Linked DNA regions of Homo sapiens: region 1 is linked to region 2. Evidence: chromatin loops called from intact Hi-C (ENCODE). Cell type or tissue: dorsolateral prefrontal cortex. All regions are shown on one strand. Links, peaks and the distances in the headings refer to the core of each region. The heading gives the core; the rest is flanking DNA. Region 1 holds the start of KCNK10 (potassium two pore domain channel subfamily K member 10). Region 2 overlaps KCNK10 (potassium two pore domain channel subfamily K member 10).

The links. Hi-C counts contacts between places; a loop is a spot of excess contacts. Peaks named below come from ENCODE experiments on the same cell type or tissue, not always from the same donor. Only the 100,000 strongest peaks of a DNase experiment are listed, where the experiment ranks them.
Region 1: it touches region 2 in a loop (7-fold over the local background); 3 of 110 quality-filtered maps call a loop at or near these places.

The regions. Positions count from the first base shown.
Region 1 is chr14:88,315,079-88,331,206 of GRCh38, forward strand. KCNK10 (potassium two pore domain channel subfamily K member 10) reads right to left here and starts at 8,191. Exons shown (of 7, transcript NM_138317.3): 1 at 7,669-8,191. The coding sequence starts at 7,720. RefSeq lists enhancers at 7,537-8,196, 8,769-8,828, 11,134-11,648 and a silencer at 8,479-8,718. In dorsolateral prefrontal cortex, for the core only: no CTCF peak of the experiment used is centred there; DNase peaks (open chromatin) are centred at 6,978, 7,564, 8,215 and 8,593; H3K4me3 peaks cover 4,101 bases; H3K27ac peaks cover 6,080 bases; H3K27me3 peaks cover 2,376 bases.
Region 2 is chr14:88,188,959-88,205,086 of GRCh38, forward strand. KCNK10 (potassium two pore domain channel subfamily K member 10) reads right to left here. Exons shown (of 7, transcript NM_138317.3): 5 at 3,266-3,452. Among named protein-coding and RNA genes, the nearest start is that of KCNK10-AS1, 36 kb to the left of the region's middle. RefSeq lists enhancers at 318-457, 1,358-1,527 and silencers at 558-637, 6,787-7,081. In dorsolateral prefrontal cortex, for the core only: no CTCF peak of the experiment used is centred there; a DNase peak (open chromatin) is centred at 6,933; H3K4me3 peaks cover 983 bases; H3K27ac peaks cover 548 bases.

The DNA.
Region 1 (16,128 bases), core at 2,713-10,712, 130 kb after region 2:
GCTCCTATACTGTACAGAGGGTGACATTTTGCCTGGAGTCTAGGTTAAATGACTATAACATGTATTTAATCTCCTTTCAGGTTATTGTAAGAATGTAGAGGCCGAAACAGATCTATCATAATCACCTCCCATATGGCCTCAAATTCCACCATGAGGGATAAATTCCTTTGGCCTAAAGCAACATTCTTAGCCAGTAGAATCCAGGAGCTGGCCCAGGTTAGTCCACAGTTAACATGGGTAACAACACTCCCCAGTTCTCAGAGGAAAATATAAATTAATAAATAGACTTTATTCATCTCTAAGCTTTTCCTCCCATCAATTTTTCTTAAACACTTGGTGCCTGACTTTTGTCTCAGAGGACGAAGTAAGTGAATGTTGGATGTCAAACCTTTTATCACACCTAATATCAAGCATCTCTATTCTGCCTGTCAGGCTCATATCACATTAAATTTAGTAAGCTATACTATTTATCTTTATCATGCTAAATATTTGGTGTGTGATTATTTAGGGGATCTCGAGTTCTGCTTGCACATAAGAAACTCATTTTCTTGGTAGTAAAATTGTTGCTAGCTTGCATGTCAAAATTATGAATATTGGTGTTTTAGGCGTCTGCAAAGGTTACCGTGACTTCCAGGCTCTCCATCACCCGACCAAATTTTCATTTTCTATTCAAGCAACTCTTTTTAAACTGTAAATACCACCAGCCCCACCACACTGGGTAGTTGAGTAAGGGAGAAAGGACCCTTTGCACAAGCGAGAGCAATTGAGATCAAGACTCTGCAGGATTTGGGGGGATGGCGGTGGGGAGGGAACAAGGGAATGAAGAAAAGAAGGACGGGAGGAATGAAGGAAAAGTTCCCTGTGATCACCTGGCTTATGTATGGCAGTAAATCCTATGTTTTCCTTTCTAATCTTGTTTCCCCACCATTCCACTCTGCTTCAAAGTTACTTCCATGGAAAGGGTAAGTGATGAGACTAGCAGTTATTGGTAATACAAAACCTAAAATCTCCTGAAATCCCATCCATCTCCCAGCCTCATCCCCACTACCTCCAATGCCCACCCCTCCCCATCTCCCTGGCTCTGGGAATGGCAAAGGAAAAGAATGCAATGCTCCCTCATGACCGTGCCCTCCCCTGCCAGTGATTATGACCCTTACTCCCTCCCTTCAACCCTAAATGGAGGATTAGGAAGTCAGGTTTCATTTTCAATTCAGAGTACTCAGTCCTAGACACTCACAGGGAGAAAAAAAAAACTCTTAAACTGTGGCTGCAAATGACAAATAGATGTTCTAGCAAGTAAATATGAGGTCTTTATTTCCCCATTGTAGGTGATGGTAATGAGCCAGACATAGATAAACTGTAAAGTCTCCGCTGAGAGTACCCCTAGGACCAGACCCCAGAAGTGGAAGGTCCCTTTGACCTCCATGATTCTTATGGAGAGAAATCACCCAGGTGGGTGGAACCAACAGGGTGACCACACTCCTAGTGCCATGGTTAGGTAGATTCTGTAAACATGCCATGCAGAGCTAAGCCCCTAACTCACTCTAACCTCATCTGGATCATCCAGTAGGTGCCCTTTATAAGAATCAGAGTACTGAAAAAGATTGTCATTTTTATCCACCTTTCTGCATCAGCCAAGGGAGCTGTCCAAACTGAAACTTCCTAACTGGCTATCAGTAGAATGGCTTCTTTCCATTTTATCATTAAACTCTTCCTCTAATTTCCTGTAGACTAAAAGTCAAAAGGAAATCACTAGCTCACTGTGCCTATATTAAATATACTTCACACCATATCTCAGTTGTGGTTGAAGTTTCCTAATGAGGGGAAAGACTATATTATATTTTTTAAATGCATCAGATTTAAGGTGGGGTTCATATGGAGCCAAAGTACAGATGTTTTGGAAATGGTGTGGAACAGCAAAGTCAACCTGCTCAGTCTTAATTCAACCCAGTGATCACTGGGATTAGCAAAAAGGATGGTGAAGCTCCTTAGACACTGCTGGAAAAGAAGCCTGAACCAAATCTTGGCCAAGACAGTCTTTGGAACACTGTTCCTTGGTACTTTTGAGGATAATTGTGGTGATTTTGGCACATTTTAAATCCCATTTGGAACACTGATCTCCTGAAAATTGGATATTAAATCAAAAATAGATTATTTTCTTTCCAGGAAATCTAAGCTCCGCAAATGTGTGTTTGGAAACACGTTAATAAAGCTAGCACTTAAGCAACCTAGCAAGTTGAAAATGGCCCCCATTCACAAAAGACCAAAATCTTCTTTTAGCCAGTACAGCAGAAGGAAGATCTAAGGGTCTTCACCTGAGCTCATAGAATGAAAGTGTAGACCTGTACAATAAGCACAACCTGCTGAAAATAGCCATCAACTAAAGATTCACTGATCAACAGGGAGACTGCTTCCTCTAAATCTCTCAGAGAAACCTTTGAACACACTTTTGGGTAACAAAGAGCAGGAGAGTGTGGAATGAACAAAGTCGCTGGGAGGAAGGAAAGCTTGAAGGAAACTGTCATGGACGTAAGCATCAAAAGGCCTAGGGTAGCCCCAGCTCTGCCTGTTTGTTGCTTTGGGCTCCCACATAAATCATTTATCCTTTCTACATCTTGCTTTATTTGTCAGTAAATCTAAGACTCTAATCCCTACAAAAATAGGGTTTTTTAAAGTACAAATGAGATCATTCCTAAAAAGTGTTCTGTAAACTGAAAGGTGCTATGCACATAAGGTATGGGCTTCTCCAGAATTTTGCATTAAAGTGTGCACTAAAAGTGTAGCATTTAAAAAAAAATCCACCTCCACTCCTAGAGCTTTGCTTCTTTCTTAAGTGGATTAAAGTGCCTAAAAATAGCCACACTCCAATAGCTAATATGAGCCAAATTATTTATTGGACACTGACCATATCTTCAGCAGGCTAGATCAGTCCACCCATCCACCCTCACTGCACTTCTATTCAGCCTTCTTACTTCGGGTCAAAGACGAGAAAAGAAGGAAAACAGCGCACTGGAGGTTTAGAGCGAGCTGGAGCTTGCAAGGAAGTGGGAATATCAGCGTCCTTTCTGATATGCCACTATTTGGGGATATTCTTCCTTTCTCCTTATTTGTACTTTGCCATTTATAGCTGAGAGGCGTCCTGCAATTTCCATGAGGCATAAAGCCTTCAGTCCTCTCCAGTCCATCCTGCCAACCTTCCATTCATTCAGCAAAGGGTTATTGAGTGCCAGGCACTTTCCAGGGCACTGGGGTTATGGCAATAAACAAGACAGAGAAAGTCCCTGCTCATGCACCTCATATGCTAGTAAAGGAGGCTGGCATCAAATGTCACCCATGAGTAAGTGAGATGGTTTCAAATCATGACAAGTGCCAGTAAGACAATCGAATAGGTGACACAAGAGAAAATGATGGTGCTGGGGAACAGGAGGAGAGGTCTTTCAGATAAGACAGGGAATCCCTTGCTAACAAGAGGACATCTGAGCTGAGATTCAAATGACAGAAAGGAGCCAACTACGTGAAATGCATTATAAGCAGTGGGAATTCCAAGCGCAAAGGCCCTCAGACAGATGCAAGTGTGATCTATTTGAGGAATGAAAGGAAGCCAACTGGCCCCAAGATCAGATCAAGATGGGGAAAGTTGAAGAGACAAAGTCAGAGAGGTAGACAAAGGCAATGACTCCTTTCTCCATGGAAGGGAAGCGAAACCCAGAAAAGCTAAATGAGCAGCCCAAAGTCATACCACTAAGTATTGCTACAGCTGCTTTTAGAACCTAATTATTTTGCCCCCAAATCCAAAGTTTTTTTACACTGTATTCATCTGCTTGCCTCTAGTGAGAGGAATACTATTTGCAGATCTCACTGGTTTTAAAAAGATCTTAATACACATAAGCAGCAAGTAAATACCAATTTTAAGCAGAAAATCATCAACAAATGATGCTGATGATTTAAAGTGCACGTAAATTCTGCTATGAAAGCTAAGACTTAGAACCAATCTACTTGTGGTAGGTCCTACACAAACAGTAACGCTCTTCATAGAAGTCTCTGTTCCATGAATATGAAGGAAGGCCATAGCTCACCAGAGATGAACCATTTTATATTTGGGTCTTGTTTTTACCTACACCTCTTGACAATGCTTTGCTTAATCCACCCAAATGCTATCCAAACCAATCTATTCTCAAACCACCTTCATTTTTTGCTATTAAATTGTAGGGTAATAAGGCTGTAAGAAAAACATTATAATTACAACTGCCTTCCAGAACCCATGAGAGCACCTCCGCCTGAAGGGTCATGTCTGTTGATAGACATATCCTACAGTCCAAGTAATGTGAACTGTCTCTCCACTTTCCCCTAATACTGCTGGGCTCCCCTTCATCTTTTCCCTGCTAAACACATTTGGTCTGTGTAATCCAGAACCTCCAAAACAGAGACCCAAACTCTGTCCAGTAGTCACTGACTTGCCCATCAGACATGGAAATGAAAAGATTATTGTCTGAATAGGTTAGTAGAGAAAGGAACAAGTAGGGTAAGCTTGAGCCACTGTCTCCTCTTCTCCTTCCTCCTCTCTCTTCCTCTCTTTTATCCTCCTCCTATTCCATTCCCTTTTCCTCTTCATCCTCTCTCTTCTCCTTTTCCTCCTCGCAACAAGCTTCTCCACTTCCTGAGCTTTGGGAACCTTACCAGGCAAAAGCCAAAAGTCCCAATAAGAAACACAGACTTGAAGAGTGTTTAAGAGCCCAGATTCTAATCTTGTCCTACTAGCTGTGCAACCTTGGGCAAGTTACTCAAACTCTCTGTTCCTCAGTTAACTCATCTGTAAAATTAGGATAATACCTTTCTCCTAAAATGTTTGTGAAGATTAAATTAACACATGTAAAACATTAGAAGAGCACCTAGCACATAATTCTATACAGATAAGAGATATGCCACCTCACTCCTCACTCTCTTCCCTCCTCCATCCCCTGGCTAGAAAAAGACTACTGTCACCCCTACCTTTGGGAATAACTGTGCACAAAGTCAGAGCAACTCCACTGGAAGGCAGATTAGTGGTGTCATGATGGCAATCAAGTGCCAAATGGAACTATAACACTTATACCATCAGATAAGTATTGTGAAAATAATTGTATGAAACAATGTACATAAAGCACCTGGCATGCAATGGTTGCTCATTAAATGTTGTTATTTTTATTGAGGTTTTTTTCATTTTTAGCACCACTGGTTGTAACTGAAGGTGCTATTTGTATGCTTTTCTTCACTGTGTCAGGCTGTAAAATGTGTAAAATTTGTCTGTGTTCATCACTGTAACATGAATATATAGAATGATGATCACACAGAAATGTACCTTAAAACACAAAGCCAGCTTCACAAAATCAGTCTCACGGTACTCCCTCTGTTCCTTGAAGATCCTGACCCCAGCACTTAGACAGCTGCCCACCTAACACACCCCTTGGATGGCTTGGGGACATGTCCTACTCAACAAGTCCTAGATTGAACTCATGAGCTTTCCTTCAAGACTGGTCCTGCCCTGGCTGCCATCTCAGTCATTCCAATTCCTTCACTTCACTTCCACACATTATTCATGCAAAGCCTGTTGATTTCACGTCCTCTACAGCTCTCTACTCCGTCCGCTTCTCCATGCCCACAGCAACCACCCTGGCCCATGCTACCATTGTATCTGGTCCCCTACATCCACAAGAGCCACACAGCACTTGTTTTGAAACTTAGCTCAAATCATGTCACTCCTCGTCTTGAAACTCTTCATTGGCTTTAGATAAATACTATACTCTTCCAACCCCACAATGCTACCCCACCTCCAACAACACAGGGCTTGGAGGGGGGCGTCTCGCCTGTGGATCCCCCAGTCATATCTCAAAACACAAGCCCTCTTGCTCTCTGCTAGGGATAAATACATTTTTCAGGGATTTCCCAAAAGAAAGCCAAGGCATACTTCCGTATTTCCAGAGGTTTCAAATAGAGACAAAATGAAAGGTTTGTGCTGTATTTACAGTATAACAGCCTGGGTGTTTAAAAAAGGCAATACCTCTTCACTCACTCTGCCATAGCCATGGGAACCTCCTTTCAGTTCATCATATACACATACCTCTTCTGCCTCAGGCCCTTTGCACTTGCTGTTCCCTCTTCTGCAACAATTCCCCTCCTCCTTAGACAATTAACTCCTATACATCCTCCAGGCCTAAGTCCAAGTGTCATGTCCTCAGGGAAGCCTTCTCTGGTCCTTGTCAATCTCTTCTATCAGACACTTTCTTAAACCTCTGATGCTCTCCCTGGAGCATACATAAACTTTGAATTATGCATTCCTCCATGGAATTGATTTAGGTCTGTCTCCCTCACTGTAAACTCCAAGTCAGAGCTTTTATCTTTCCTGTTCTGACTGTATCTCCAGAGCTTAGGACAGTGTTTAGCATGTAATAGGTATTTAACAAATATGCTTTTCAGGGATTCTCCCCCCAAAAAAGCAAAGGCACACCTCCATATTTCCAGAGATTTCAAGTAGAGACAAAATAGAAGGTTTGGGCTGTATTTAAGATGTAACAGCCTCAGTGTTTTAAAAAGGCAGTATCTCTTCACTCACTCTTCAATAGCCAGTCAATTCCTAAGACATTTACTCAACAAATAAGATGGTTTCTTCTTTCCAGTCTGGAGAAAAAGAAGAAATGCGCTCATAAAGAACATTAAACACACACGCACCCCAAATAAACAAATTTCAATTCCAATACACACAGAGGCGTTGCCTAGCCTGACACAGTCGTCAGATGAGCTACAAGAAATGCTAAAGAGCATTCTTGTCACAACTGGACACGCGGTTCCAACTTGTTCTGCTCTCATACTGATCACTCCCTTGGAGCCTTAACATCTGTATGCTAATTACAGACACGGTGGCCGACGCTAGGCACACACAAATCCGTCTTAATCCCTCCCTTTTGCGTGGATGAAACCTGGTCCAACATTCGTAAAAGCATGCAAACCACACCATTGCTTGGGCGGGCACACTTCGTGCCCCTCCCCTATGCCTTGCCAGCCCCACCCTTCTCACAAACCACCCCTCCTCCTGCTTCTACTCTGACCTGAGCCTAACTAGCTGCTAGGTTTGGTAATAAGATTGAACGAAGACTCAGGAGGCCCTGTGGGCTCCATTATTCTGCATGCCCTGCGAGAACGGCCCACCCCTAGGGACGGCTGCTGCAACTCGAGCCCCACTTGCTGCCAGGAAACCTTTCCCACTGAGGACACCCGGGCATGCGGCGCAGCTCCAGGTCCAGGGGGAAGCACCCCACCCATCTGCCAGAGAGACAAAGATCACCAGAAACAAAGGACACACACACACACACACACACACACACACACTCGCACACTCAAAGTCAAAAGCAAATACCGACACTTGCAATTTCAAACCAAACAGTCGGCTTGGTCTATCTAAATAGATCTGGAGACAATCTAGGAGGGACAATGATTATGTGGTAATGACAGGCACTATCTGGGTTCGGAACCCACGCTGCCTCCGCCCTCCTCCCACCCGCGCTGCAGTTCCCAGGCGCATTTCCCAGCCTCAGGACACACGCTGCCAGAAGCAAGAGTGCTTCCACTCAAGGAAGCGCGCACACGCCGGAGACAGAGGCAGGGCGAGGGCAGCCAAAAGTAGGAAACACCCACCTTTAGGATCCCAGTTCACCTGTTTTCTTGGCGTCTCGATTGGAAATTTCATTGCTTCGTTGCCCAGAAGGGGAAGAAATGAAAAGAACCCAAATAATAATAAAGTCCTCAAGCTTTACACGCCTCGGTTTAGCAGTCCAACAAAACAATTTCCGAGGATGGGGGAGCCTTGGACTGGCTCGTGGAGGAACCCCAGAAAAAGACAGGTGGGAAAATATTAGCTTGGGGGAGAACTGGAGAGGGCTTGGGTGTTTGCACCGGCCAGGGGGTGGCCGGCCGCGGCCCCGTGGGTAAAAGAAAAAGTAAGATCGGCGAGGGGTGGATGAAAGGATGGAGAGGAAGGCTTGGGGAGATGGAAGAGCCAAGCTGCTTCCCAAAAGCGGTGCCGGCAGGTTAGGGGCTGCGCAGCCTGAAGGCTGGGGCTACGGAGAAGCCCACTGCAGTGTCACTCCAGCCCCCGAAGGCGTGTGCGCACACACTCCCGCACACACACACCCGCACACACACTCCCGGGCGCGCGCTTGGGCGGGCACGTCAGCCTCGCTCGGCCGCGCTGAGCGCACACGCCCCACCCCGGCCGCGGCTCCTCGCCCCCGGCGACGCCCCCCACTTCCCGCTCCCCGAAAGCCATTGGATGTAGGGGTGGCGCGGCGCCCGGGCAGCGCGCGGCGAGGGCGACCCTCCCCGCGGCGCGCCCCAGACGCCGCGCCCCGGCAAGAGGGAGCAGGGCGAGCAGCGGACCGAGGCTCCCAGCTGGGAAGGCGCGCTGAGCCCCCGGCACCCGGCTCGGGGCAGCGGGAGGCGGTCGCGGACTTGCCCGCGGGGCGGCGGGAGGCGGTGGGCGGTGGCGGGGAAGCCGCGGAGGGGCGGGGAACGAGCGGTGGGCGCGCCGCTACTTACTGGCTCGGCCGGCCGGCGGGCGGGCGTGGAGGCGGCAGCGGCGCGCTTGCTGGAGTTGCAGCCGGAGACACGCTTGGTTGCCTGGAAGGCGCTGCAGGAGGCGGAGGAAGGGCCGCTGCGGCTCCGCCGCAGACCTCGGCCTCCGGGTCACCTCTTCTCACCGCTCTCACCCTGAGCTCTCCCTCCTTCTCTTTTCTCACTTCATTTTTTTTCCTCCCGCGTCTGGCTCTCTCGCCTGAGTCCCGAACCCACGTCCCCGCCGCACTCCAAGGAGGCCCGTGCCAGCCATGAGCCTTTTGTTCTGGGACCGCTCCGCATCTGCTGCGCTCTCCCCGCCCGGGGAAGCTCGCTCCCAAGGCACAGCTTGGTCCCTTCCCCAGCTACCTGCAGCCGGACTGGGGCCGCTGGTCGTTGGCTGGAAAGGAGGCTTGAGAGAGGCACGGGGGCCCCCGGAGGAAAGCGGAGTTGCCAAGACCCGGCAGCTCCCGGAAGCGGCGGCCCCGGGATCCTGGGACCAGCAGGGCAGATGCGAAGGGACCCAGACCTGTTCCCGGAAAGGGGCTAAACCTGGAGCATTCGTCTAACGCCCTCTCACTGCCCCTGCTTGAAGCCCCACAGGGGTTTGTGGTGGGGCCTCAGTCTTCAGAAAAGCCAGGTGGTGCTGAGGTGCTCTTGAACGGGTCACTCCGAGTATCAACATGAATGATGCTGACAAATTGCTTCGGATGCCTCGCAACGGAGCCTTACACGTAGTAGGTGCTCAAGAAATACTTGCTAAATGAAGACATGAATTGCATGCTGCAGTGTTGGATAGGAAGTAGTTTAAACCCCTACTCTGGCTTCCAGATAAGGTTACTAAAATTTGTTGTTCATTCAACATATATATTGAACCCCTTCCAAGTGCCATCACTGTGCTATGTGCTGGCCATATGGCAGAGAACAAGACAGAGATCTTGCCTTCATGGGGCTTACTATCTAGTGCCATAAGGTCCTGTTAGATTGTTGTTGCCTTTACTTACGCATAGAAATTGCCCAGCTCATTCCTATGCCTGCCAGCTGGGGTCCTAAAATCCCACACTAGCAGCTGATCTCTAAGTTGCATGCTACTCTACGGCACCTTGAGGCTTCTGGGGAGCCCTATGTCAGCAGCATCTTTCTCACCATCCATCCGTCACTATCACATCAAGGTTTCTGAGTCCAAGAGCAAGACCTACAGAGGTCCGCTGTGGTCTGTGGGAAAGGTGAGTGCTTTGTCACTGGGCTGTCACAGGCACCCCAGGCTGGAGCCCTGAATTCTCTGCAAACCCCGTTCAGGCAAAACTGGTACCAATCTGATGGTGCTACTCTGACTCTTCAGCCCTTTAGGCAGGTTCCCGGGTGCTTCAGAACCATCTTCCCTGGACTCTGTAACCACACTTTGCCTCTCTCTACTAGGACTGGGAGGATGGCTAAGACATAGAAATCAAACAAACAAGGAATCTCTGCTTCTCCCAGCCATGCCCCGAGACACCAGTGTGTATGTAAATTCTGTTCTCAAGTCCAGAGGGAGATGCTTCTAAGAAAGGCTTTCGAACCTCCCTCTGCGCTCTTCTCTTTAACTGTTCACGGACAGCTGGACTCTAGCACAGTCACTGCAATACAATGTTTTTTACATGCATCAGAGTCAGAGAGGGGCTTCAGCAGAGAAAGACACCCTCTCCTGAGTCCTCAGAGCACGGGGAGGCAAGATTGACATTTACTGAATTCCCCCTCACCATCTCATATTTCCTCTCCATTCATCTTTGTTAGATCATTTTGCAGAAGCTGTAACTGGCCTCCTTTTACAGATGAGAAGATCAAGGCTCAGAGAGATAAAGAAACATTCCCAAGGTCACGATATGAGGATTCAAACCCAAGTTTGTTGACACAAAGGTCCATGCTCTCCATGCCAGAACCTTGTGAGCTCATCCAGTCCCGGGACCCATGAATCTGACCCTGAACCTGTCCCATGGGTTCGTTTGGGTAATGAAGGTCTAAATACGATATTTTCCAAGCCTCCAGGCCCTCCTCCTTTGCAAAATGAACTGACCTATGGTTGTGTTCTGGGGTCTGCATTGGGGAATTAGTTCACTGTCCAAGGCAAATTCCTGTGGCAGGAACTGCACCCTTAGGATGCAACATCATTCGGCCAATCAACAAACATTTATTGAGCATCACTTGTGTACAAGACAGGTTGCAGGTCCCCATTAAAAGTTATTTGGGGCCCTGAGTAGTGATGACCTTCCCCAGAATGGCAACAGCAGGATGGTTATAAGGGGAGGGTTGGGGATGGGGAGGTGGGGGTAGACTCTATTAGGGCAGGGAGCAGGATCAGTGTCTAGTGCTCCTGGTCTGCCTTGAAGACTTGCACTAGTCATTGGCCCTTGGGATGATCTCTCTGCTTAATCACTGGATGCCGCCCCCTCCTTTCTTTTCCCCACCTCCAACCTCTGGAGCTTTCTCTCACCTCCACTTTCATTCTCCTTTCTCAGAATGTAGACAAAAGCAAGTTACCCGCCCCCCCCCAAAAAAAAATCCACCAAAATTAGGTAAATAAATCCCAGTACCGTTTCCCAAAACGTGTCTGAAATCAAACACAACTCCTCCTCAACTGCGTATTTGGAGTGGACTGCATGGAGTGGGGATGGAGGGAGACCTCCCTCCCAAGAAAACTTAGCCCTTTGGGCTACTGCAATCCCCCTCCATCCCCTTCGGTTCTACCCTTTGGTTATTTACAAGCTGGACTTCACTTACCCAAGGAAAGAAAGAAGTCTGTGTAGAGAAAAAACATCCAAGAAAGATGCCGCTCCAAGCGGTTCTGTCTCCCTCTGTGCCGCCGCAACTTCCATGGCTATTGCTTCAGGCGGGTTAAGTCTGGTGGAAAGAGACTGCCTAGCGTTCCTGCGGCAGGAAAACAAAACATCGTGGCGCAAAGTCTCCCTGCACTCGCCGGCCCCCAGCAGGAGACCCGGGCTGGCGGCCACTGCGTCCTGGGTGCACTCGGTGGCAAAGCGCTGCTACCGGGCACGGGTCTCTGCAGCTCAAAACCTGCCCGGCTGGAGCGCACCAATAGTTGCCCCACCACTTTAATGAATGCCGTGTGGCCCGGCATGGGAAGGCTGGGAAAGCCCGAAAACCCCAGTCATCTCTGGCAACGAAGTTTCCCCGAGTTGGCTGGCTCCCTTACCCCCTCCCCACGCTCCAGCCCGGGGTAGCTGTGAGACCGGAGGAGACGATGCCTGCCGCGTGGGGAGTCTCAGGGTGGCTGGCAATGAACAGCTCAGCCAGAGAAGAGTCGAACACGGATTCCGGGGCGAGTCAGGAGAATTTCCTGGGACAGCGAATGGCAGGGAGTGATGAAGCAGCTTGGGGAATCCTCTTTAGTGCCAGTTCTGCAAACAGAAGAGGGAGGAGATGGGCTGATTAGAATCTACTTTGAATTCACAAATATTAGACTAAATTCATTAATCTGCCTTGGATTGTTTCCCTTTGGTTTCATCCTTCTTCCCTGAAGTCCAGAAGAAATCCCAGTCTTCCATCTTTTCCCCACCCCCAAGACACCTCCAAGTCCTCTTCCCAAAAGAACTGCAGTCAGGTTTCCATGTCATTTTGTGAAAATACCCCCCGCCACACACACACCCTCCTTTACCACACACACATACACACAGACACGCAAGCATCCCCTTCATATACCCACTCAGTGGTAGTAAAATTGATAGCGTTATACATTAACGTGAACTTAAACGTGCCCCACCAAAAATTTTCTTCCCCCTACCCCCACCTCGTGAAGTTTCCACATTGGTCTCAGCGTTTAAGCATGCCTACATTTGTTTTCTAGTCCCAACTGACATCTGCAAAAACACACCCTTAAATATATGTTGCTCTAATCCTGGGCTCTGCTTTTGGCTTGGAAGAACTAGAGACACATCAGAAGTGAAAGGACAGAGGGTGTCATATGTCATACACCTGGAAGCGTGAAGCTAGGCTGCTCCATAATGAACTCTGTGTGTGTAAGTCCTGCAGATTTATTTTGATGACTCAAACCTCTAATTGGGGATTAATGAGGATAATATACTATAAACTCCAAAGAAGTTGTAATTAAAGTGTCAGGCTGATGGACATGATTCATAACCAGGAACTGCATCCTCTTTCCCTATAAGTTTCTCTATTTAAAATCTTAACCCTTAGGACAATATTTTTATGCTCCTATAAAGCATTGTGCCAAACATCTTACCAAAAATGTACAGAGCTATAGTCCTTCTTCTTATAGAACAAGTTTTAGAGTTTTTCTCTCTCTGTATTACTTCCAAACCATAATCCCAGGTAATTTTTTAAAGAGATGGAGCTAGAATATTTTTGCTTTTCCCCTCCACTATTTACTTTGAAAATTTTCAAACACACAGAAAAGTTACAGTTGTTTGGTAAAAACCAGTGCCACAGTTTGAATGTGTTTCTCTAAAACTCATGTAAAACTTACTCTCCAATGTAATTGTCTTAAGAGGTGAGGCCTTTAGGAGATGATTAGGTCATAAGGACTCCCCTCCCACTTATGAATTGGTGCCTTTTAAAAAAGGGCTTGCGGGAATGAGCTTGTCTCTTATTGCCCTTCTGTCATGTGAGGACACAGCAAGGAGATGCTATCTCGGAAGCAGAGAACAAGCCTTGGTTTTGGACTTCCCAACCTCCAGAACTATGAGAAGTAAATTTCCATTATTTATAAACTAACCAGCAAAAACGGACTAAGACAAGCAGGATCCAATCAAAGATTGCATTTGCTTGTTCTGTTTAGTGTGTTTTATTCTAGAAAAGCGTCTTCATATTTTTCTAATGCCATTGATTTTTTTTTTCACAGAATCCAAGCTCATTTGCTTTCTGATGTGTTTAATGGCCTGACGTAGCTAAAGATAAGTTGAGTCAAAGGGGGAAAATTATTTCCTGGTCATAGTAGATCATTAAAATAAGTTAACATTTTCTATAAACTTGGCATCTGTGCCAGTATCCATAGAATGGAAGACAGTTGTAGCTCCACTCACTCTCCTCCTTAGTCTTTGCTTTATTCAAAGAAGTTATCTTTGTTTTTTATCCAAAAGGTCTTGTTTCAGGAATGGATGAGTGTTTTCACACATATACACCAAGTTGACAGGCACATATGGTATTTTACTGAATTTAAAAATAAGAACTCAGCAAGGTCACACACCATAATGAATGAGCTCTGATTTTCATGTCGTTCTAGGAAGGTTTTAATTTGAACCAAACTTAAAGACGTGTAGAAAGCATGTGTGCTTTCAATAACCTATTGATTTATGAGCAAGTCTTATTCTCAGGGTCTTTCAACTTGGCAGAGTTGAAAATTCTTTAGAGGGACCTACTGTCTGGGCATATGGACAGATGCTTCTCCCAGAGAGCCTATGAAAGGCTTGGAATAGCCTGGAGAGTAGAAAAAATTGTGTTCAGTAGGAAGTGAGACACAGTCTCACATTGCTTCTCAGCCTTTTAGCGAAGATCAAGTGTGAGACAGAGTCTCCACCTCCTATGGGAATGTGTGAAATAAATTCATTTCATTTTTGCTGCTCTTAAAGCTAATATTTGTTTGCTTGAATATCATTGGAACAAATGTAATATAAGAACTTTCCTCTTCTACAATTAAGTCAGCTAAATGTTTGCTGAATCATGAAACCAGATTTCAAAGAGGTCATTTCAAGATTACTGGTTCAGTCTTCTACTTCTAAATAAGAGTCCAATATATATGACTATTCAAGGTTTCTAAATATATTTAGTGAAAGATTCCAAACCCTTTGTTGATGGGCTTTTCCAAAATTTAAGAAACTTCGGTGGAGTAAAAATATTCTCTTATTTCCAGTCTAAATCTCTTTCTTCTTTAAATTTTTCAGTACTTAAGTGAAGATGAGGAGAAACCAGTCTTTTTCTGTAACTGTTATGTATTGGAGATTAAATTGTTCAATGTCCTCTTCTTCATATCAAATAACCCTTTTTTACCCCTTTACTGACATGTATAGGCTAATATGGCCAACTCATACTTTTCTTAAAAGCATTCTTTTTCACTACAAGTTTCAGAAAAAAAAATCAAAGTCTTTCTAAGCCTTACCGAGTTTCTGCATCTATAAAATAGGGGTTCATAATAAGAACAAGTATTTGGCCAGCTTATGCACATTTTAGCCCACCGTTCTTTTCAGTAGGGAGCACTGCAAAACCAACCAAGTGAATCATGCCAAGCTTTATTCAGTTTCCTCACCTGTAAAATGGAGCACTAAATATCTGGCTAGTTCTGCCTACAGGGTTGCTGTAAGGAGGCAATAGATGTGGAAGTGCTTTGTAAACTGTGTAGGAATTCACATATTAAAGGAATCATCTTTAGGATTACTTGTTCCATAAGATTCTTCTTACTATCCACCGGGCACATAGCAACCACTTTTTAAGATTATCCCATTTATTTCTCATAACAATCCTAGAAGATGGGCAATATTATTGTGATTTAATTTAAAATAATACCTGACATGTATTGGGCATATAAATATTTGTTGAGGAGAACACTGGAGCTTAGAGAGGTTACTGCTTATCCAAATAAGCAAGGCTAGTTAGAGATGGAAGTAGAAATCAAACCCGAGCTATCTGACTGAAGTTGGGGACCCACTAATCTCTAAGTCAAATTACCATTCCCAATGCCAAGATGATTACACAAAGTTTTGATCTCTGGCAATTGCAGCTGAAACACTCTTGACCCTTTTTCCTTTTCATTGTTACCTCCCCAACTCTGGGGTACTATTCCCTTGTATTATTCTCTCTATCAAAGTGTGTTGTCTGTGTTCTTTGAGAGAACTGATGCTCAAAGACAATGTTATTCCTATCCCAGAGGTATTTGCATTTTTAACACCAGGTGAACATTTAAGCCAAAGTATAGAAAAATAAATCTTAGACCATCAGACATTATGAAACAAATAAAAGAAGTATGGGGAAGAGGTGAGTAGAGAGGGAGGTGAGAAAACCTTTGTTATGTCCCTGAAATCATGGCAAATATGTGACCATCCTGAAGTATTTACCCAGATATGCAGTCTTCTTGGAATTACTTCAACTTTTATCCAGTGTAATATAAGACCACATTATGTTGCTCAACCTACTCTACTCTTTCAGTGGTCAATTAATAATGCTGAGGTACGGAAAGAGGATCTATTTCCAGTTTATATAATGCCTCTATATTTAGATTCCAATACTATGTTTTTATTTAGGTTTTTTTTTTTTTTAGATGGAGTCTTGCCTCTGTCACCCAGGCTGGAGTGCAGTGGTGCAATCTCAGCTCACTGCAACTTCCGTCTCCTGGGCTCAAGCGATTCTCCTGCCTCAGCCTCCCCAGTAGCTGGAACTACAGGTGCCCACCACCACGCCTGGCTAATTTTTGTACTTTTTAGTATGGACGGGGTTTCACCATGTTGGCCAGGCTGGTCTCGAACTCCTGACCTCAAATGATCCACCTGCCTCGGCCTCCCAACGTGCTAAGATTACAGGTGTGAGCCACCGTACCTGGCC
Region 2 (16,128 bases), core at 3,563-11,562:
AGGAAGCTCCTGGAAATAACGGACATCAGCCTCAATCTCTCTCTGGGAAACGCTATTGCCTAAGGAAGCAGGCAGTGGCCATTTCTAAGATGACAGATACTAGCAATGGATTGGTAACTATCGTATTAGGTGATGAGTGATTACAGACTTTCCCACCAGACCAAGGTTGTAACCACATCTAGCGCCACTGAGTCTTACGGCAAAGGCAGCTGGGCAAGAAATGTGACCTGTGGCTCCTCTCGACAAGCTCAAACCCAATCAGCAACACAGCGCAGCAGACCATGAGGCTCGACAGCTGCTGCCACTTCTTAACGTTAGAATTCCAACTTCTCTGTGCCAAGCCCCCTTCGGTTTGGTGCAGCTGCTTTTGGTTTTTCCTTTCAGACAACTCTCTCCTGCATCATTAGAGCTGTAGGATACGATCTGAGTTCCCGCACCAGTAAGTGGTTTTTGAGGTTCATTTCGTTTCTGTGCTACGCCAGAGAAATCTGTAGCTTTCTCCTGTGGGCTATCTGGGAGTAAATATTTACCTTTGCAAGTCACTATTACCCAGCAAAGATGGTCACTAGGGTGCGCTAGTGAACAAGGAACAATGAAGCAGGCAGTCAACACCCTTCTAAGTATCCCTTTATGAGCTGCTTATCTGGATTCGGAGTTCTGTGTGTGCTCCCAGACAGAGTTGCGAAATATTGTAAGGCTGTCCTAAAGTGAGTCAGCTGCAAAATAAATCAGCAATCAATCCTGCAGGATCAATGATCTGATTACATTTCTAGTAGAGTTCATACTATGTCGAATCACAGCAACCATCAACTCTTGTTAATGTATCGTTTTCCAATGATTGGGCAACCTTCCCTATCACTCGCAGACTGTTACCAAAAGATAGAGATAAACTTCCAGTCTTTTCAGGCATGCATTCTCCAGATTGGTCTGTGTAAGCTCGGAAAACTGGAGCTTGGAAGGGGTCTGGCCTAACTGCAGTCAGCACTGTGACTTTTAAGAGACCGTGGTCTACAGAAACCTCAGGACAAAGGAAATATGGCTCTGTAATCACTGACAAGGGCAGTAAAACTGTGGATGCCTGGGACTGTGTAGGTTGTGCCCTTACTAGGTAAGTAAAGATAAGGTAAAGTACTAGTTTGTACTAAGTGCTCAGTCCATGGTAGATAACAAATAATAAAAGCATCACTTAAAAAATCTCACTCCCAGGCCTCTGCTATTTGTGCCTCAGATTAACAGACTGAACTGAGCCATTGGTTAGAGATCTGTGTCTGTCACAGGTATCTTATAATAGACAGTCCTCAGGACAGCCCAGTGCTATCCCAGAGAGCTCTAAATCACCACCCACTGCAGGTTATGCTTTGGATACTTAAAGATGTTTGTGAAATAGTTCAAAATTCCAGCTGCCACTACATGTGTTTGCCTTAGATTGGAAACACCACTGAGTTTTCCCACGGACCGGCTACGGATGATGCCAAGGGATTAACTGGAATACATCTATAACTGTTCCTCTTACTTTTCTCAGTTTCTCTGTACAGTCTCTCTTCGGAGCTTGAGGCCACTAACTAGACATCCATGGTTGAGCACTGTGCGTAAGGGGAAAATGGGTAGAGTCCCAGGCTACAGGCTTTCTGTAAATGATTTTTAGTCACACTGACTAAAAATCAATTTTTAGTTAAAAGCTAAAAAAAACTAAATTTAGTCACTTTGCAATTCTTAGTCCTTAACCAATAAAAAGGAAGGGGAAAAAAAACCCTATTATTTCTACAAAGTGGAATTCAGTCTTTGTCTGCCCAATTGGAAGAGCTACAAAACCACTCTGCCAGTTATTTGTATTATAAAATTAACAGGGAGGCACGCATGCCCCTATTGATGAGCCTTCAGCAATCTCTTCCAGAATTTCCTGTTTGCCAGACTCCCAGAGACCAGAACCCATCCTCCTGATGTGCACAGTATTCCATGGAGAAATCAAGACACTGCTGGGATCACACGCCAAACAAGAACAGTCTGGCCAGGTGCAGTGGCTCACACCTGTAATCCCAGCACTTTGGCAGGCCGATCACATGAGCCCAACAGATCAAGACCAGCTTGGGCAACATGGCTAAATCCCATCTCTACGAAAAATACAAAAAATGAAAATAAAAAATAGCCAGGCATGGTGGCACACGTCTGTAGTCCCAGCTACTCAGGAGGCTGAGGTGGGATGATCACTTGAGCCCCAGAGGTCCGAGGCTGCAGTGAGCCATGATCACACCACTGCACTCCAGCCTGGGCAACAGAGGGAGACCCTGTTCAAAAAAAACAAAAACAAAAACAAAAACAAAAAAAAACAGTCTGCTTAGGGCTCAGGTCAGGCTGCCACTTCACCAGGAACTGGTAAAGGAAACACACACACACACACACACACACTCCATCCAGACATTTCAAACTTGTGACAGATGATAGAGTTGTTTGATCAAAGTGTTCACTTCTTGTAGTAGAAACTGATCACTTGTCTGAACATCTAGAACTATCCTATTAGAAAAAGAGAAGGATGGCCTCTTCCTTCTATCCGTACCTTTCTACCACACTTTTGGGAAACTGGTGCACATATGAAACTAAATCTCATTTCATTTGCAATTTCCCTGGCCCTAGATGAAATTGATGATTTTTTTTTCACTTCCTTAAACATAGCTCATCCACATTTATTTTTACAAGGAAGGCTATTGCTTGTATATACACTCCTGCATAATCCATGAGCTTATATTCCCTCTGGGCAGTTCTCAGCTCCCCATAGTCACCAAAGTCCTCAGCTTTGTATCTGGGCATGTGCAGGACAACGTTTGCAGAGACAATGGCTCTCACCTGGGAGTCAGGAAGCTGAACCTGCAGGTCACTGCAGACCAAATTCTATGCTAATCTCATCTGAGTTTCCTATGTGCCACTTCCTAACACAGCCTTTATCATTGGATTAGAGAGGTTTAATTCAATTCAGAAGTTCAAGATTTAATGAGAAATTCACTTTAGTCTTGCATAATTTGTGTGACGATAAGGGAAATAAGCATCCTGAGAAGGAAAGGGTTGGCTTTCTTTTCATAGCAGAAAAAAACCTATGGTATTTATATTACATAGGACTAGGGATTTGAAATGAGCCTCTTCACAGCAGTAGTGACACTGAGTCATCTTCATTTGCTTCTCCCGCAACATCTTTTATCGATTGCGAAAAGCACAGCCAACAGATTATTTTTCCCGCCAGAGCCCCAGTGCCTGGCCTGCCCAGGGTGCTTACCTGCCACAAAATCACCAAAGCCCACCGTGGTCAGAGTGACCACCACAAAGTAAATGGACTCCAAGGCCGTCCAGCCCTCGATGTACTTAAAGATGACAGCAGGGATCGTCACAAACACAATGCAGCCGGCCAAGATGAACAGGATGGTTGAGATGACCCGGATCTTGGTCTGACTCACTTGCTTTTTCTAGGAAGAGCAAAGGAGAAAGATAGGCAAGTCAGCGGCATCACCCTGGATTCAGGATATAGATGCACAGAAAACGGTACTGTGTCAGTGACTTTTAACCTTTCTCTGGTCATTGGCTGCTTGGAGGAAATTTGATGAACGCTGTGAACTCTTTCCTAGAAAAGTGCATTCAGAATTTTTCAAGTGGTCTAGGAGGTTCTCAGGCTCCCTGAAGCCTGTTCGTGGACACCAGGTCAAACAAACAAAAAAATCCTGCTTAGCCAATGCTTTGAATGTTTCTTGCATGGTTCCATGACTGCAGCCCAAATGCTGATTCTGACTTCTCACTGGTGCAAATATAATGGTTTCCCAAAAATGCTACCATTTGTCATGTAGTATTACTGATCCACCATTCGTGAGAATGAGTTTGGAGCTCTTTCCACAATGGTGGTGATGGATTTGCACCGTTTCCCTTGTGTCAAACAGAATATGCTGGAAAAAAAATTATCTGAGTCAGGCCAAAATGTTTGGATGAAACGGAAAACACAGTCATCCCCATCTTCACCTGTGACCGACTCTAGCCAAGTATTTGTGTGTTTCTTCGCCCCCACATTTTCCCTGCTGAGGCTGTACATTTATAACACACTTTTGTTTTAAAACACACCTGTCTGAGCTGGTGCTGTGATCATCATGTGTGTTGACTGTATCACTCACAAGAGACAGGATAGGAGTTAGCATAACAGGGTCCCCGTCTAAATGGGTAGTAGGACGACAATTAGATGGACTTAATGATCTGTGGTGAAATCTCCTTTGGGGCTTTGAAATTTTTATACATCTCTGCAAACAAATCTCATCTCATGCCAGCTCCTGAAGGAGTCAGTTGTTGGGTCATTAAGAAAAAAGCATCTAGAATGGGAATTAGACTGATACTGGGGCAAAGGAATCATACCAGTGGAGTCCAGGAGCAGGACTGGTAGCATCGGTCATATTCTCTTTGGATGTGCTGAAGGCGACACTGGAATTGACTCTAAGCTGAAAAACTCTAAGCTGAAAAATCCTCGCAATTCTCAGAATTGGTGCTGGAGACTGTCATCAGGAGGCCCTGGTATCATATACTAGCATAAATATATGAACGATGTGTTTAACACCAGAATGTATGGCCTTTCTACATTGCCTAGATGAATTTTCTGCAAACGTACACCACATTTGGGGCAATCAATATAGGAAATCCGTACCATGAGACCTGCATCCTCTTCATCGCACCAAGCACAGAGAGACCTTTGCTTTATATACTTCATTTTACACATGCAAAACTGAAGCCAAGAGGGGTTAAGGGACTTGCATAAAATGATGCCACTAATGAGCCGAGATTAGAATTCTGATGTAATTAATTCTCAGTCCAGTGCTTAACAACGGAAACAGCTTTTCAAGTAATTCAACAATTCACCAACCCAAAGAAAGTTGTCAAACAAAGTCGTCTGCATCTAACAGAAGAAATCAGACTAACTCCTGCTGAAAATGGGCAGTCCTCTGTCCCTTCTGTGAAGGAAGACTGAGAATAAAAAATGGTCACCGGGTGATCTGTCCAGGAAAAGCTAAAGAAATGCCATCCTTCCTTGTAAAAAGGAGGTACTTTTCTAACTCCTAAGAAGGCATCTGGTATATAAAATGGGAACAGGGAAAAATAATTTGATCTATGCTTTGATATAGAAACCCTCCTAATCTCCTCAGAGAAGCCATCTGAAAAAAAAATTACAATTTATTGATATTGTTGAAACTATATATGAAAATATCGACTTTTCCACACATGAAAGTGTCGTAACAAGATAAATTACCTGAAAACTGCAGGGAAAGTTTTGTCTATTTCATAAATTTCCATGTTGGATATTACAGGAGGATTTTGTGAAGGCAGGTAAGCCCCTCTGAGAATCCAGGAACTTACTTTAATTAGCCTAGTTTTGTTTGCAGAAATGTATGAAAAGTTCAAAGCCCAAAAGGAGATTTCGCCATAGATCATTAAGTCAATCTAATTGCTGGCAATGGGAGTACCATTCCTCCTCAAATATTCCTCCTCAAATGCATAGTGAAGTTAAAGTGAATTAAATGTTTGTGAGATGCTTGTTAAGTCATAAATTAAGATGTGAATGTAATTGCAATCTAAATGAGGTTGAGGTTGGCAAAAGAGGACTGCAAGTACGTAGGAAGCTGGAGACGTTCCTGGACTTCAGGAGATGGGCAGGAGGGAAGATGGGGAAGGACAGCGGTGGATTTGTTTGACGGCAGACAAGGAGGTGTATAACAAAGGCTAGATCGTGGCATCTTAATTGCATCATCTACTGGAGACTTTATCAGCAAGGTAAACATTTCACCACTACTCATTGCCCCGGCTAACAAGTGTGTTCCTGGGCTGCTTCTCCTAGACATCCAAGGGTCACACTCAGAGAATGTTTGGAGCATTTAATTATCAGGGTATTTTAGGGACTTAAGAAATGCGCGTCTTGCATGTGTATGTGTGTGTAGGTGTATGAAAATATGTGTATACCCATACTTTGCTATAAAAAGAAGTGCTGTGGGCGTAAGGTTTTAGCAATATCTGTTATTCTAGATACCCATGTTTTTGCTGCCCTCTAGGTATTTAAAAAAAAAAAAAGTTGCCTTAATTGAACATTTTAAACTGCAGCTTTCACAATGGAATCACAAACCATCTCATGTGCCGTGTGGTGATCTTCAGTTTTCTTATCCCCATTAGCCCTGTAACTGTTCACTGCTGCTGAAAAACCATAGTAGTGTTTAAGAGCACAGAGTCTAGGGAAAGACTGCCTGAGACACATCCCAACCCCACTGCTAAATAGCTGAGTGACCTTAGGCAAGTTTCTCAACCTCTCTGTGCATTAGTTTTTTTCCTCTATAAAATGGAGATAAGAAATCCCACCTCATCGGATTGTTTGGAAGATTAAACAAGTGTGCAAACACTTAGCACAGTGCCTGGTTAATATTCAATGCTTGTTAACAGGCCATTTTAATGTAAATGCTCAAATTTTTCCTTAGACGTAGACAGTCCCAGATTTAATGCTTCTCTTTGCCATTGAGGAATGTTCCCTCATATGTGGCTTAAGATAATCTCTGTTTAGCTTCAGGAGGTCGCTGCTGGTTGTCCTTTCCTGGATATATTGTATACCTCATTGTCAATGACAAAAAATGTCCTCATTCTCCTTTGGTTCCTCTTGCCAACTCTGGTTTGAGCTCTCAGACAGTCGCAGCTCACAATCTTGGAAGCTTTTTTATTTGCCTTCCAATTAATTCCATCCTACTTCCAAAACCCCAGGCTCAGCCACCTCCCCGTCCCATTTTTCATCATCCTTCCGAAACTGCCAAGAATTGCAGATAACGTTTGCGATGTCAGGAACCAGCTGCAGAGGGATTCTGAGAGGCACAAACCTCACTCTCCCTGCCTCCCTGCCACATCCCCCTGCCACTTACAGAATGGAGCTGTGTTTCCACGGTGGGGTTGCTAGGCAAAATTGCATGGCTTACTTACCAGTAAGCAGAGCCGCTAGCAGAAAGCTCTGTGAGAGCCCAGATCTAACTGAGCTAATGTGTCCTTAGGCTAACAAAACTGTTATCAGGGAAGAGATGGTCTGATATGATATTTGGGTAGAACTGATAGGATGGTCGTTGTACTTCTGTCTAAATCGTGTTTTCACACTTTGTTGATTGGTTAGACTAGAGCGCATGTTCTTCCCTTCTCTTTACACAAACAGTATTTTGCAAAACTATCTCCCGTATCTGATTGATACAAACTATAGGAATTTTTTAAGTACTCAAAACCCATCTCCTGTAGAGTTCATTTAGTTGTTAAAATTATATGTGCAATTGTTCCAAAGACCAAGTAAGCTTCGTAAACAGGAGGAGAGGGAGCCAGTTCTAAGAGCTCTCTTTTGAGAGAGGGATGTATGGACTGACAATTCGGGAAGTGTTTACTTGTTTCAGGCCTCAGAGGGCTAAGCCACATGTCCAATTCTCATTAAGCATAATTCTCTGTCTGTTTTTGTTTACTTCCACAATGTTATTTTGGAGAGCATGTATATTTCCATTCATTTGTGGGCTATTTTTTCATTTAATTTTTACCCCCTCTTTAATCCCCATTGTTTGCATCTTTATGTAATTTCTTAGAATTCTGAGATTAGCAATTCAGATTGTTTTGTCTGGCTGGGAAATTATTTATTCATTGTGATTTCTAGCCAGGATGTCGGGGATTTTACTCAAGAATAAAGACACTGCGGTAAAAATCCTAAGACAGAAGCTAAACATGCAGAGCTCAGTTTACGGCTTGGTTTGGTTTGTTGAAATGCAAACACATCACCATAGTAATACATCTGAACTGAGGATAATTTCTCAAAATGGAAAGATGATGGGAACTGCCTAGTAAGAGGACTGACTTCATTTTCTTATAACATGTTTTCTTCCAAGATTTATTTTAGAAGGTTCACTTATAACTAATAATTTCATCATCACAATGAATGGCCTTGTGGCACTAGCAATTCTATAAACTATGAGTAGAGCTTTTAAACACTCTCTGCCTAAAATCTCCATGGCAGAGATGCTGTAAGCACACATCAGTGAGAATAGTGAAGTGGAACCTTCAAGAAGCCTACTGAAAAAGTCCCACTCAAAAGCCGAATACACAAATGGATCATATATACACACACAGAAAAAAGTTTATATCCAGCTTCTGACTCTGAGTCATGTTGCAAGACACCTATGACAGACTGGCCAGTTCAGTACTTTGCTGGTTTCACTATGCAAAGTTCTTGAAAAAGATGTTGGTATATATGGGTAAATTGTTTTTATCACTAGACTACCAATATAGGTGCATCTGGGATGGAAAAAAATAAAATTCACAAATAATAAAAACTCAGGCCAGGCATGCTGGCTCACACCTGTAATCCCAGCTCTTCAGGAGGCTGAGGTCAGGAGTTCAAGACCTGCCTGGCCAACATGGGGAAACCCCAACTCTACTAAAAAATACAAAAATTAGCTGGGCATGGTGGCAGATGTCTGTAATCCCAGCTACTTAGGAGACTGAGGCAGGGAGAATCACTTGAACCCGGGAGGCAGAGGTTGCAGCGAGCCAAGATTGCACCACTGCACTCCAGCCTGGGCAACAGAGAGAGACTCCGACTAAAAAAAAAAAAAAAAAAAAAAAAAAAAAAAAAAAAAAAATCAACTGTTCCACTGCAGGAAGACTTTAATTAAAATTTTCAAAAGTTTTCTATTCTAAAAAACTGGTTGCTGTTAACATTTGAAGATAATACGCTATTGGAACACAAGATTTGGCATTTAATTCATTCTGCACATAATTATTTAAAACCTTAAATGTCAGGGACCATTCTAGTTGCAAGGGACATGGCAGTTCGAGGGAAGGAGGGAGGGAAGGAAGGAAGAAACAGAAGGAAGGAAGGAGGGAAGGGAGAGAGAGAGAGAGAGAGAGAGAGAGAGAGAGAGAAGGGGAAAAAAGAAAAGAAAAAGTTCCTTCCTCTTGCACACAAAGTCCAGCAGGAAGATCTGAGCCTTTGTCTGAAAAGGTCTTTGTGGCACTGTCCATGGTGCCCCACCCTGGTAGATATTGAAGGCAAAGCTTAGTACCTAATGACACCTAGGTGACCAAATATATCACCTGGGAGAGAAGAAAGGAAATAATAACATTCTTGTAGCTCTGGCATGTGGAATATAAAAGCATGCCAACTGTAATGGACGACCTTTAAATCTTTGTCAGTCAGGCATTCAGAAGGTAGGTCTCAGAGGCAGGAAAACTCATAAGCGATCACACCACATGTAGAAAACATCCAGACAAATCCTTAACTGAAGAAGGGTCCTTCTCTTTGGTTGAAGCATGAAAGAAAGCCCATGGAAAGGTAAGGAGAATGGGACACCTGCTGATGAGCCACATCAACTGAGTAACTCCTGACAATCCCAAAAGATGCCCCTCCCAGCTGCTCACCTATCCAAATTCTAAATTTATCCTACTCAAATTTCAGCAGCATGATGAACAATGCCTCCATCTCAAATGGCCTCTCCACCATCATAAACAGAAGCATACAATAATACTACAGTAACAATGCTACAGACAGCTAAAAGGTAGACTCACTCTTCTTCCACTGGCTAACAAGGTGTAAGGGCACAGTTCCCTGGCTAAGCAGTGCACAGGAGTGAAGGCACAAGACCATTCTAATAGGATAAATGCTCATTTTCCGCCCCAGTGCTTTCCTTGTATAGGGAGCTCCACCTGCTGCAATACACATGGCCACTCAACTCTTATTCTGACCCAGGAACTGTTAACCCAGCCCCTTCCTCTCCCCTTCCTTTTGGGAGTTACCCCTTGTGATCTCCTATCTAATTCTGAGGTTGTATTAGGAAACTCATCTTTCCACAGATATAAACCATATTCTTCAGTATAAAGGGAATATAGTAATGTTAGGCTTTAATTTATCATCTCCTTTGTCTTATTTTATTTTATTTTATTTTATTTTATTTTATTTTATTTTTTTGAGGCAGAGTCTCACTTTGTCGCCCAGGCTGGAGTGCAGTGGCGCAAACTCAGCTCACTGCAACTTCCGCCTCCCAGGTTCAAGCGATTCTCCTGCCTCAGCCTCCCGAGTAGCTGAGATTACAGGAGCGCACCGCCACGCCCAGCTAATGATTGTATTTTTAGTAGAGATGGGGTTTCGCCATGTTGGCCATGCTGGTCTTGAACTCCTGACCTCAAGTGATCCACCCGCCTCGGTCTGCCAAAGTGCTGGGATTACAGGCGTGAGCCACCGTGCCCGGCCCATGATTTTTTTATTCTAGCAGAAAGCTCAGTGATTATTCCATTATGAAGGGGGAAAGAGGTGAAATCCTCTGGTGTTCAGCAAGCTCTCCTCAAGGGAAGGTGAGTTCCCTTCTTTAGCTTGTGAATGTTCACCCGGAAGGAAGACATGTTGTAAAAGCAGAAAAGTAGGGTGAGATTACAGTGGGTTTCTTGCTAAGGGTGCTCTGCTAAAAGAAGAGTGGATTGGGACAGCCATTAAGGAACCCTGAGCCCTGGCTAGAGCTGTCTGGGAAGGACAAGAACCTGGAAAAGCAGCCAGGGCAAGGGGAGAGCAGTGTTAGGGTTCTCATGTAGCCATAAAACAGACTAGGTCAGTAAAACACCCCTTGCCTCGCTGGCTCCTCTAGGAACACTTTACTCTTTCTTGTCCTTCCCACCCATCTCTTAGCTATGCAGCTGTTCCCTGGAACCAGTATCCAAGAGTACCCAGAACACGTAAAAGAGAAGAAAGTTGTCATATGATCCCTATCCCCACTCCCATGAGTAGCCCAGAGGCTACTAGACAGAAGAACTATCTATAGGCCCAGGAATAAAGGTAAATGACAAACAGGTATGCATTTTCTGTGACCTTATTTATCTTGCCTGTTAGAAGATTTGAAGACAGCCTTCAAGGTCAGATAGATTTAGGTCAACACCTATACAAATACCTGGGTATTGCTGGATAAGCAGTAAACAACGCCCTTCCCAATAGACAGTTTCTTTCTTTCTTTCTCTTTCTTTCTTTCTTTTTCTTTCTTTCTCTTCTTTCCTTCTTTCTCTTCTTTCCTTCTTTCTTTCTCTCTTTCTTTCTTCTTCTTTTCTTTCTTTCTTCTTCCTTTCTTTCTTCCTTTCTTCCTTTTTTTCTCTTTCTTTCCATATTTATCTCTCTTTCTTTCTTTCCTTCCTTTCTTCTTTCCTTCCTTCCTTCCTTCTTTTTTTAGACAAATACTTTTAATGTAAGCATCTAGGGATGCTTGTCCACATAAAACTATAAATAATAATAAAATAAGCATTAAGAAATCTTACAGAGAAAGGTGTGTGAACTAGAAGAGAAAAAGGCAACAAGAAGCAAACAAAATTAGAAAATCTTTCAGAAGGATAATTTAAGAGCATAATTGAGAAAAAAATTGGGGTACAGAAAGAAGAGATAGAACAATAGTTTGAGGGATCTAGAATTTTTCTGGAGGCATACAAGAAGGCTTCCCAGCTACGTGTGTACCTAATTGTTTCAGAGATAAAAAGAAAATGGAGAGAAGGGAGAAAGGGATATGCATGAACTTTCTAGTTAGACTAGGAACGAGAAGTTAGATAAGAAGGAAATACAGCTTTATAGAAAGTCATGCAGAAATAAACCCTACACTGGGAAGGCCTGCACTAAGGGAACTGGACAGGAACACCTACAAATGAGAAAATTCCTTTAGCATATTTTTCAAGCTATGAATATAGCTGAACTCTATAACTTTTCTATTCCTTTTTTCAATGAGTATTTATCATGTACCTACTCTCTGTCAGATATTGAGCTAACTTCACCGGTGAGTAAAACAAAATGGCCCCCAGTCTCACAGAGCTAGTAGGAGTTGAGACAAGCATTAAACAGTCATGCAAGGAAATAATTAATCACAGCTTGTGATAAATCAGACGTGTTGTGAAGGGGAAAGAATCCACAGAGTGAGAGAGTGTAAAAGGGACCTCATGACACTGTGGAACTGTTTGCCTACCACAGTCTCCATATTTACTGCTCATACCTCAAGATTCCCTCTTCGTAGTAAAGGGAGTTGTTGCAAATGATCCAAAACAGGGGATTAGTGATGGAGAGAAACAACCCTGCAAGGAGGCTAGGGAGGTGCCAATGAACTTGGACTTCACATACATTGGCTGTTTTCTACTCCTGACAAAGTTTCCATTGGAGGCCTCATGGCAGAATCAGGGCAAGTACCTTGACATCCTAGGGGACGTGATCTCATCTAAGTTTTATACAAATGCCTCCAGGAAATGCCAGCTCCAATTGTGTGTTGTGGACAAATAAATGCATACATGATTCATTTCCTTATTCATCTATCACTTATTTATGATTATTAAAGAGGAGCACTGTTCCTTCATTTGATTAGAATGGATTTGCTTAGAAGGACTACACTGGGCCAGGCACAGTGGCTCACGCCTGTAATCCCAGCACTTTGGGAGGCCGAGAGGTAGGTGGATCACTTGAGGTCAGGAGTTCGAGACCAGCCTGGCCAATATGGTGAAACCCTGTCTCTACTAAAAACACAAAAATCAGCCAGGTGTGGTGGCAGGTACCTGTAATCCCAGCTACTTGGGAGGCTGAGGCAGGGGAATCGCTTGAACCCGGGAGGCAGAGCTTGCAGTGAGCCGAGATCATGTAACTGCACTCCATCCTGGGCAACAGAGTGAGACTACGTCTCAAAAAAGAAAAAAAAAAATAGAAGGCTACACTGAAGCCTATTTTGATTGCTGAACATGCATAATAAATGTCCTGGCTTTTAATTGGTACATTTTTTCCTCTTAAAACAATTAAGTTATATGCAAACTCTTTCATGGAGCTAAATGTAATGAATAAAGTAGACTATTACCTTTCATGAAGAGACTGGGCTGTTTAGCTATGCAAATGAAAGCAGATGTAGGCATCCCAAGGCTGTGACTCCAGGGACACATGCTCCATAAGATAAAGTAGTCAACAGTGCCCTACCCTTTGGTAGGGTTGCATCTCTGTAGATACTATTTCCTTTACAAGAGTATTCTCTTTAAAATGCAGTTCTAGATTCCATTGCTCCTGCAAAGTGTTTAGTAGAGATATGCATGAACAGTTTGAACAGTTCTTCTCAGAGGACCAGAAACTGAGAATCTAAAAGCAACAAAAGAAGATCTCCAGGCCTCCTGATGTTCACCCCATGTTAGGAGAAAGATTAGAAAATGGAATTGGATCAACCCTGGTGACGCTCAGCCTGTGGTGTATGGTAAATGATTATCAATGATACTGCCATAGGTCGCCCAAGCCACTCCACTATCATGCTGTGACCAAACAGAGCTAATGTGATCACAGGGCATGTCCACGTCAGAGGATCCTTGTCATTCTTTTTGCCCACCAATAATTTGAACATCCTTCTTTAGTTTGGTGAAAGACAGAGACCTCCTCCCAGTACAGAAGCTGCAATGTACCACCTACTGACTTTCCCAGCCTCTCCTGCTATGAGGAGACAAGCATGTGACCCAGGCTTTCCCAGCCATAAAGACATAATTCAGACTTTGAACCACACCCATGCAGATGTAACAGGGTTAAACCTTGAAGTAGTCATCTAAGAGTCCTCTGTCCTCCGTCCTCCTCTTTCGTCTCACTGGCACCCGCCACTCCCCAGACCATTCTGAAAAGAGGTGTGGAGATTCTCAGAGGCAGACTTACAGAACCACTTTCTCCTCTTCCAGACAGTAGGCAAGACCGGGTTAGGAACACAGACAGAGAGAAGGCGGAATGGCCACTCAGCCTGGAGCAAAAGTACAGTGGGAGGGACGAGATCTTCCTAGAGTCTTCCGGTTGCGGGGGGTGGGTGGTGGGAAGCAAAACGTCCAGTCTGGAGGCCAAGAGGAAGAGACTAGATGCAGAGCTTTCTGCTGGTGATTCACCACCTGTGCACAGCCCAGCTCTCAAGAGTCCTGGATCCTCCTAGGTCCTCCGACAGAGGGTGAGGGACTGGAACCCTGAGTGGGGTGGGCATGGAAGGTAAACCTTGCCCTTGATCAAGATGGAAGTGAAAGCATCAGCGGGGAGCTTCCATGGGAGGTGGGGTGGCAGGCAGGAGCAGACATATCTTGGATGTTATATAAAGAAACAGGGACCCTGTGGAAGCCATTCCAGGGATGGTGGTACCAATGTTGGTATGCCCCACTCCAGGAGCAGTCACAAGGATGGTTCTTGCAGCAGCATCCAGGGGCCACCGCCCTGTATATGCCCGGGCAGACACAGCAGTGGCTTCCTCCGGGACCAGTTCCATGGTGTGATTTGGTCATTGTTTTTAACAAGGTACCTTCCCAGTTTGGGTTTCCAACCATCCCAAGGATTTGGTAGCTATCCAATATCCTTTTTAAAATTATTTTCATTTTTGTTTAAATTAGCCATAGTTTCTCTCATTTTGAGCTAAGCTGCCTGCCTGCAACAGCTACTCCTGGAGGTCAGGGCAAGCTGGCTTCAGCTGCCTCGAGGCAGGTCAAGGACACAGCTCAATTGGACACCCTGGAACAGGCCTGGAATTCTGGGCTCCAAGAACAGCCAGACTGTAAGCAGATGTGATGTAACTGCTGTGGGTAATATCTCTCTGACATTCCTAAATCTTAAAAGTCTTGTTACAATGTACAGCTGGTGTCAGCTGCAGTTTGGAAGGTGTTGTATCTATTCCTGAGAATCTAGTGTTACCGGGGAGAGTGGTGTCCGTCTCCCTCAGCTCTAGGACAGCAGGACAGTAGCACTCCCCCTTCTGAGGCAGAAGGATCTGTCACCTGCAGAAGGTGGGTAGCAAAATTGTCATGAACGATCAGTGGTTAGAGCAGAGGTCAGCAATCCAGAAGGAGCTGATGGAGTAACACAGGGAAGGCACAGGCTGTGGCCAGGACACGGTGACAACCCCTGCCAGTACCCGAGGGCAGGGAAACTTGGACAGGGTAGGTAGCAGGTGGGAGGGGTACTGTGGGGCCAGTGGAGCACCAGGCATTGGGGCCAAATGTAGATGCAGAGAAAAGATTCAGAAGTACGATTATCAACGTGTTAGTGGTGGATTTCTTTGGACAAAGGATATTTACAGGATTTTACTTTCTTCTTTGCACTCCCCTGCATTTTCCAAGGCCTCTACAGTGACCATGTATACTCTTTGTAGTCTTTGTGATGAAAGAAAAAGGAAAAGGGGGAGAGGTAGGAGAGAGCGAGAGGGAGAGGGCTAAGAAGAGAAGGGAAGGAGAAAACGAGCAACATGCTCAAGAACATGGCAGAGGTTCCCTCGAGAAATAACAGCACTGTGCCCTTGAAAATCATTCACTTGGTCCTTCTTCCTTTTGGAAAAGGAGTGACAACCCTTCCTTGGAGGGAAAACTAAAAGAGAAAAGGAGGAAGAGATAATCCCCATGGTAACATAAGAGGGATGGGCCTTGTCTGAGCCTTCAGGATCCCAGGAATGTTTGCCAAAGGTGGCAGTGGGAGAGCTGTAAGGACCTGGCCATGATCCAGTTCAAGAAATGCATCCTGCCTGCTGCCTCATGCTGCCTCCTCCTCCTCCTCCTCCAGAATACGTCAACCCACTTCTGAGGAAACTGTCAGGGACCCCACCCCCCGCCATTTCCCCCAACTCCCCCCTACCCCCGCTGCAGGCAGGTAGTTGCTGACCCCTCTCTCTTGCTGTAGTAGCAGTTAGTTTGCAGTTCTGGAGAGACTGGATGGTTTATTGGTGCCCCAATACTGCTCCATTTTATACTTCAGTGCCTTTTTCAAGATTTGATTTTTTTAGAACCATTTTTGCTTCACAGCAAAATTAAGAGAAAGGTACAGAGATCTCCCATATAGCCCCCGCCCCAAACATGCACAGCCTTCCCCACTATCAACATCCCATGCCAGAGTAGTGCACTGGTTACAAGTGATGAGCCTATACTGACAATATCATCCAGAATCCATAGTATACATTAGGGTTCACTGTTGGTGCTGTACATCCTATGGGTTTGGACAAACGTCTGATGACATGTATCCACCATTATAGTATCATACACAATAGTTTCCCTAGCCTAAAAATCCTCTCTGCTCCACCGATTCATCCCTCTCTTCCCCCAGGCTCTTGGCAATCATGGATCTTTGTA